2 separate regions of the Homo sapiens genome follow, and region 2 is linked to region 1. A link is an interaction called in ENCODE POLR2A ChIA-PET data of the cell type or tissue named here. Cell type or tissue: PC-3. All regions are shown on one strand. Region 1 holds the start of LOC124901680 (a long non-coding RNA gene). Region 2 overlaps MDH2 (malate dehydrogenase 2).

What was found. ChIA-PET counts read pairs that join two places held together with the same protein. Peaks named below come from ENCODE experiments on the same cell type or tissue, not always from the same donor. Only the 100,000 strongest peaks of a DNase experiment are listed, where the experiment ranks them.
Region 2: POLR2A ChIA-PET joins it to region 1 with 8 read pairs; 15 of 35 experiments call an interaction of 5 or more read pairs at or near these places.

Annotation. Positions count from the first base shown.
Region 1 is chr7:75,908,994-75,912,993 of GRCh38, reverse strand. It overlaps LOC124901680 (a long non-coding RNA gene), which reads right to left and starts at 453. Exons shown (of 2, transcript XR_007060393.1): 1 at 255-453. In PC-3, no CTCF peak of the experiment used is centred here; no DNase peak of the experiment used is centred here.
Region 2 is chr7:76,052,250-76,056,249 of GRCh38, reverse strand. MDH2 (malate dehydrogenase 2) reads right to left here. Exons shown (of 9, transcript NM_005918.4): 2 at 1,252-1,420. Among named protein-coding and RNA genes, the nearest start is that of MDH2, 6.1 kb to the right of the region's middle. In PC-3, a CTCF peak has its summit at 2,162 (motif pointing left); a DNase peak (open chromatin) is centred at 2,019; H3K4me3 peaks cover 331 bases; H3K27ac peaks cover 569 bases.

The DNA of each region.
Region 1 (4,000 bases):
AAAGAAGGGACTGAACTCCACACTCACCCAGAGAGAGAGCTGTGGAGAAATTCACCCAGATATCTGATACTCTGTGCCATCTTTTCAACACCCTGTTGGACATCTCCCCAGGATGTCCCAGTGAGGCTTCAAATTTGGACTTTGACTCCATGCCCCCTGCTTTTTTTGAAACCAGAACTCCTAAAACACTGAGTCTTCTCTGTCTGCTAATAATATAGCATCACTAAGGAAACATCAGGAAACAGGCATTTTACCTCTTTGGCCTTTTCCCATTGAACCAATAACTGGGTCCTATGGATTCTATCTCCAGAACCTCCTCTTGTCATCTTTTCTGCTGTCCCTGTTCCAGTTGGGGCCACGTGGGTTCACCGTTCACCTGGATGATCTCAGCAGCTTCCTGACTTTTTTGGGGGGGATGGAGTCTCACTGTGTCACCCAGGCTGCAGTGCAGGGGCACCATCTCAGCTCACTGCAACCTCTGCCTCCTGAGTTCAAGCGATTCTCCTGCCTCAGCTGCCTGAGTAGCTGGGATTACAGACTTGTGCCACCACACCCGGCTAATTTTTGTATTTCTAGTAGAGATGGGGTTTCACCATATTGGCCAGGCTGCTCTCGAACTCCTGACCTCAGGTGATCCATCTGCCTTGGCCTCCCAAAGTGCTGGGATTACAGGTGTGAGCCACCGCACCTAGCCGGCTTCCTGACTGTTTATGTCACTTCTCGTTTCTGCTACACCCACTGGCAAGGAAGCCTCTTTTTTTTTTTTTTTTTTTTTTTTTTTTTTTTGAGACAGGGTCTCACTCTGACACCCAGGCTGAAGTGTAGTGGTGAGATCTAGGCTCACTGCAACCTCCACCTCCTGGGTTCAAGCGATTCTCCTGCCTCAGCCTCCTGAGTAGCTGGGATCACAGGTGTGCACCACCACACCTGGCTAATTTTTGTATTTTTAGTAGAGACGGGGTTTTGCCATGTTGGCCAAGCTGGTCTCGAACTCCTGACCTCAGGTGATCCATCCTCCTCAGACTCCCAAAGTGCTGGGATTACAGGCGTGAGCCACCACACCGAGCTGAAAGCTTCTCTTCTTCAGTTACTGTCCTCCTCATTGTCCTACCTTCCTCTCCTTCCCTCCCCACCCCCACCCCGAAAAAACACTCTCGCTGGCCAGCTGGGGGGAAAAAAAGTAGGTTGCATCCACATCTCACATATTACACTAATATAAATTCCAGATAGATAAAATATTTAAATGATTTTTTAAGGGAGAAGGAAAAAAAAAGCCCCCAAAAGTCCATGGGAGAATTGGTGTTAATAATCCCCAAGAGGCATTTCTAAATTATGAAATTATGACATAAACTCCAGAAGCCATAAATGAAAACATTGAGAAATAATCTGGGCTGGGTACAGTGGCTCACGCCTGTCATCCCAGCACTTTGGGAGGCTGAGGTGGGAGGATCGCTAGAGCCCAGGAGTTCGAGATCAGCCTGGCCAACATGACGAAACCCCGTCTCTACTAAAAATACAAAAATTAGCTGAGCATGGTGGCACATGCCTGTAGTCCCAGGGGTGGCTGAGACAGGAGAATGGCTTGAACCCGGGAGGCAGAGGTTGCAGTGAGCTGAGATTGCGCCACTGCACTCCAGCCTGGGTAACAGACTGAGACTCCGTCTCAAAAAAACAAAAACAAACAAACAAGGGGCCGGCAGGGCACGGTGGCTCACACCTGTAATCCCAACACTTTGAGAGGCCGAGGCAGGCAGATTACTTGAGGTCAGGAGTTTGAGACCAGCCTGGCCAACATGGTGAAACCTCGTCTCTTAAAAATACAAAACATTAGCTGGGCGTGGTGGGCGCCTGTAATCCCAGCTAGTCGGGAGGCTGAGGCAGGAGAATCGCTTGAACCTGGGAGGCGGAGTTTGCAGTGAGCCAAGGGTGCACCACTGCACTCCAGCCGGGGTGACAGAGTGAGACTCTTGTCTCAAACAAACAAACAAACAAGGAAGGAAGCTCATTGCTTAAACAGAAAAATCTCTGAGACAAATTGATAAATATGCAAGGTACAGAACAGTAGGTATAGAATGTTACCGTTTGTATGTTCTCAAACAATTGTGGTGGGAAATGAGGGAAGAACATAGATACTAGGTATACATATTTGCCTGTATGTGCATGAAATACCTCCTGAAACAAAAACAAAAACAAAAAAAAAAAAAAGGGAGGGAGGTAAGGTTGGTTGTCTCTGGAGAACTGGGAGGAGGGAGACCAGGGGCAAAGGAATATATTTCACTATATACTACTCTGTATCATTCAAATTTTGTACCTTATGAATGTATTACTTATTCTAAGTCAAATACATAAATACCTTTTTTTGTTTTAAATTAGAGACTGGGTTTTGCTCTGTCGCCCAGGATGGAGTACAGTGGCATGATCATGGCTCACTACAACCTCTGCCTCCTGGGCTCAGGCAATCCTCCCACCTCAGCCTCCGAGTAGCTGGAACTACAGGTGAGCACCACCACACCTGGCTAATTTATTTTTTATTTGTTGTTGAGAGAGGGTCTCGCTATGTGGCTGGTCTTGAACTCCTGGGCTCAAGTGATCCTCCCACCTCGGCCTCTCAAAGCGCTGGGATTCCAGGTGTCAGCCTCTACACCCAGCTCATAAATACTTTTTAAATACCCAGATAATCTTGCTGCTGGCCAAAGAACAAACTTTTACTTGCTCCCCAAATCTAAAGAATAGTGACTATAGACTTGATTTTCTTTTTTTTTAAGGTGGAGTATTGTTCTGTCGCCTAGGCTTGAGTGCAGTGGTGTGATCTTGACTCACTGCAACCTCCTCCTTCTGGGTTCAAGCGATTCTCCTGCCTCAGCCTCCAGAGTAGCTGGGACTGCAGGTGCGCTCCACCACGCCCAGCTAATTTTTTATATTTTTAGTAGAGATGGGGTTTCACCACTTTGGCCAGGCTGGTCTCGAACTCCTGACCTCAAGTGATCCACCTGCCTCGACCTCCCAAAGCGCTGGGATTATAGGCATGAGCCAATGCATCTGGCTGAAAGGATAAATTCTTCTCTTTTTTAGCATTTTCTTCTGGTCATTACAGCCATGCTGGTACATACATGTTTTTCTGGCTGATTTTGACCTGTGACTTTCTTTTCTTCTTCTTCTTTCTTCTTCTCTCTTCTTCTTCTTCCTCCTCCTTCTTCTTCTCTTCCTCTTCCTCCTCTTCCTTCTTCTTTTCTTCTTCTTTCTTCTTCTTTTCTTTTCTCCTTCTTCTCCTCCTTCCTCTTCTCCTCTCCTTCCTCTTTTCCTTCCTCTCCTTCCTCTCTTTCCTCTCCCACCTCTCCCTCCTCTCCCTCTTCCTCTTCTTCCTCTTCCTCCTCTTCTTCTTCCTTCCTCTTCCTCTTCTTCTCTTTCTTCTTTCTCCTCCTCCTCCTTGTTCTTCTTTTCTTTTCTTTTCTTTTCTTTTTTAAATATAGAGACAGGCCAGGTGCGGTGGCTGACGCCTGTAATCCCAACACTTTGGGAGGCCAAGGCGGGCGGATCACTTGAGGTCAGCAGTTCAAGACCAGCCTGGCCAACATGGTGAAACTCGGTCTCTACTAAAAATATAAAAATTAGCTGGGTGTGGTGGTGGGTGCCTGTAATCCCAGCTACTTGGGAGGCTGAGGCAGGAGAATCCCTTGAACCCAGGAGGCGGAGGTTGCAGTGAGCCGAGATCACGCCACTGCACTCCAGCCTGGGATATATAGAGAGAATCCATCTCAAATAAATAAATAAATAAATAAATAAAGAGACAGGTTCTCACTATGATGCCCAGGCTGGTCTCAAACTCCTGGGCTCAAGCAATCCTCCTGCCTCAGCCTCCCATAGCACTGGGATTACAGGCATGAGCCACCATGTCCAGCCCTCTGCCTGATATTTTAGATGTTACCTCTGGAGTCCCACTGATGTGAGTTAGGCCATTTAAACCACAGCTCACCTCTGCTGCCCACACCCTTCCAATATT
Region 2 (4,000 bases), 140 kb before region 1:
TACTGCAACTTACATTAATATATTTATATTTACAGAAGCAAACAGGAAACAGCCAATGGTCAACAGCAGAGCTATCATAAATGATAAATTACAGCTTTAAGAATAATTTTATCAAGAATTCGGGCTGGGCGCAGTTGCTCATGCCTGTAATCCCAGCACTTTGGGAGGCCGAGGTAGGTGGATCATTTGAGGTCAGGAGTTCTAGACCAGCCTGGCCAACATGGTGAAACCCCATCTCTACTAAAAACACAAAAATTAGCTGGGCATGGTGTTGCACACCTGTGGTCCCAGCTACTCGGGAGGTTGAGGCAGGAGAATCACTTGAACCCAAGATGGGGAGGTTGCAGTAAGCCAAGATTGTGCCACTGTATTCCATCTGGGACACAGAGGAAGACATGGTCTCAAAAAAAAAAAAAAAATTTGGTGACATGCAAAAATGTTGATACATTGTGAAGGTTAAATAAGCAGCATATATAAATATGCATATTTATGAAATTTTTTTTTTTTTTTTTGGAAACAGTGTCTCACTATCTCACCTAGGCTGAAGTGCAGTGGTGTAATCAGGGCTCACTGTAGCCTCAACCTCCTGAGCTCAAGTAATCCTCCCACCTCAGCCTCCCAAGTAGCTGGGACCACAGGTGTGCACTATCACGCCCAGCTAATTTTTGGACTTTTTGTTGAGATAGGGGTCTCGCCATGTTGCCTGGGCTGGTCTTGAACTCCTGGACTCAAGCAATCCTCCTGACTTGGCCTCCCAAAGTGCTGGGATTACAGGTATAAGCCACTGCACTAAGTCCAGTGAATCATTTTCCAGACAACATTTACTGAATATCCGACACTGCCTTCCACAGACGGGGAGGTTTCCCAAAGAGGCCGTGCTTTTTGAGAAGCTGGCAAGATAACCCTGGGGTGGAGGGAAGGTGGCCCGCAGCTGAGACCACCACCTTACTGTCCCCAAATCCTCACCAGAGGTTGCTGACACTTCCCTCTTCCCCATCCTCATACTACTTTTCAAATTAGAAAAAGTAGAAAATGGGATGATTAGGCTACCTCACATTTCTAAAAGACACCGCTGTTTCAATTTTTATAGACGCCAAGTCTAAAAGGGTGTAATCACTTGTAAAATTTAAATTTAAAACAGAGAAACCCCCGTCTCTAAACATTTAGTTTCATCTAAGAATCTTACTCAAAACTCGAATCCTGGCCTACTGGGGACAGGAAGCAAGTCTCCAGGGTCAGCGCGCCCAGTACCTTTCACAGCGGCTTTGGTCTCGATGTGGCTCAGATCTGCGGCCACTCCGGGTGTGTGCGCGATATCATAGAGGGTCAGGCGGCTCACCAAGGGGCTGTTCTTCAGGAGAAGTGAAAGTGGCTGCCCGATGCCTCCAGAGGCCCCTAGCACAGCTACTTTAGCATTGTTCTAAAAAGAGGCACAGAGAAAGGACTCTTAGGAGGAAATGAGCATGAAAAGGATTCACATGGTATCCTATAATGTTGCACTGGGCCTCTTTTTACTGCAGTTGCCAAAGCAAGATACAATCATTGTATTTGTAACAGTCTCATTCTGGAAGAATTCAGGACCTTCATTCCAAAGGTCCACTTTCAAATGGGGAGAATTTATGTCTGTAGAGTCTGTGATACTCAGGGTACTTCAAAACCCTCCTGAAAGATGAAGAACAAGCTGGACTCCATCAGGCAGCTGGACTGGTAACAGCAGCCTTCCCTTCAACCTGCAGCTTTATAAACTATAAACACACACTGAGTGCCTAGCAACAGGCCCTCCCGGTAACTGAGGTTGCAGGAAGATCCCTGCTGGCTCTGTAGGAGACAGGTAATGAGATGCATTAGGAGCAGGGAGAACACTGTCACAGAAGCCCCTTGTGCAAGAGGGCAGATGGGGTTGCGGCAATCAACTCCCTGCAGGGGTGGGGAATCAGAGAAGATTCATCCAGGCAGCAAACTTGTGGCTGGAGCCTCAGGCAGGACAAGGAGCTGCCTAACAAGAGGTGGAAGGGGTTACGTACGTTGCGAAAGACTCCAACCCTCCTGGTGAGTCAGATCTGTCATCTCGGGCTCCAGTATCTCACACTGGTTCTCCAGCCTAGGTGTGCATCAGAGCCACCTGCTGAGCTAATGAAGCCCACTCAGGACTAGGCTCCTGGAAGCGGGATGGGGCTTAGGCCTTGGCATTTTTGCCATTTTCCCCAGATGATTTTGATACCAAACAGTTTGAGAATCACTGTTTCATACCAGGCTAATCAGAAGAACAGGCAGCAAAGTAGCAGCTGGCCCTGGGCATTTCAGCTTGGAACAGTTAGGAAAGTGATGGGGTGAAAGTGACCCGGCCCCGCATCCAGCAATCACTCCCGTTATTCGAAGGCACTCTTCCCCTCTAGGTCTCACTCAAGGTCTGACCAAAATTACAGCCATACCCAGGGAGCTTGTTTCTGATCTAAACTCACAAATGAGAAGCACAGCCGATCCCTGGCAGGCAGGCAGGCAGGCAGCTACCAGTGAGGGAAGAGGCAAACAAAGTGGCAGACACGGGAACTCTCGGCACCGTGTGTGGTCATCTGGGGCCTGACAGCATCACTGCACAGTCTTCTACAGTAGCTGAGGCCAGCTAATAACAGGCTTTGGTTATCAGAAACCAAAACCCAACAAACCAAAATCCGAATCAAGACGCTTACCCAGTGGGTTTCTGCTCAGGAAATTAAACTGTGGAAGCATATACAACCAACATTTGAATTCAAACAGGTTTTTGAGTTTCAAGTTGGTGCTTTAAAGGTGAACCCCTGGCTGCCTGGAAACTTGAACCTGTCAGACCCGCTCAGAACCTGAGGTCGGGCAGGCTCAGCCTCACCCACTTCTGGATCTTCAGCTCTCACTCCCACATCTTGTGTGAGTCTCAGGGACTCCCAAATCCCAGCTCTGCATTCCCAGTTCTGTTAGGCGTTCCATGGGTTCCACAAACTCAACTGTCCATTTATCCTGCCCCCCTCCCTCCATCCCTGGTCCCAAATGGCACTTGTGTTCACTAAATGTAAACTTCTAGAACCATCTTCTGCCACCTCCTTCTTATCAGAGACATCAAGTCAGGACATGAAGAACTTGGCAGCTCAACCACCCTCCCAACCCGCTCCTCCTCTTCATTCTATTCCGTTATCTAACTTAGGTACTCAGCAACACCTCCAAAGCATGCTTTCCCAAAATCAAAGTCTTAATCATTTCACTCTCGTGCTCAGGCTGGCATGGTGGTATGCACCTGTAGTCCCAGCTACTCAGAAGGCTGAGGTGGGAGGATCACTTGAGCCCAGGAGTTGAGGCTGCCGTGAGCCATGATGGCGCCATTGCATTCCAGCCTGGGAAACAGAGCAAGATTCCATCTCTTTAAAAAAATATCTTCTGGGCTGGGCGTGGTGGCTCACACCTGTAATCCCAGCACTCTGAGAGGCCGAGGTGGATCACCTTAAGTCAGGACTTTGAGACCAGCTTGGCCAACATGGCAAAACCCCATCTCTACTAATAATAAAAAAAATTAGCCAGACATGGTGGCGCGCACCGGTAATCCTAGCTACTCAGAAGGCTGAGACAGGAGAATCGCTTGAACCCAGGAGGAGATCACACCACTGCACTCCAGCCTGGGTGACAGACCAACAGTCTATCTCAAAAAAAAAAAAAAAAAAATCTTCCAAAGCTTTCATGCCTCCATCACTCAGCCAGGGCAGTGGTTCCACAGGGGAGTGGCCAAGACAATCCCACCAGGGTGGAGGATGAAACTGCTGCAATGAGTGTATCTTTTTTTTTTTTTTTTTTTTTGAGATAGGGTCTCCCTCTCTCACCCAGGCTGGAGTGCAGTGGTGCGATCTTGGCTCACTGCAACCTCTGCATTTTCGGTTCAAGCCATCCTCCCCACCTTAGCTGTAGCTGGGACTACAGGTACACACCACTCATTTTGTAGAAATGAGGTTTTGCCACACTGCCCAGGCTGGTCTCAAAC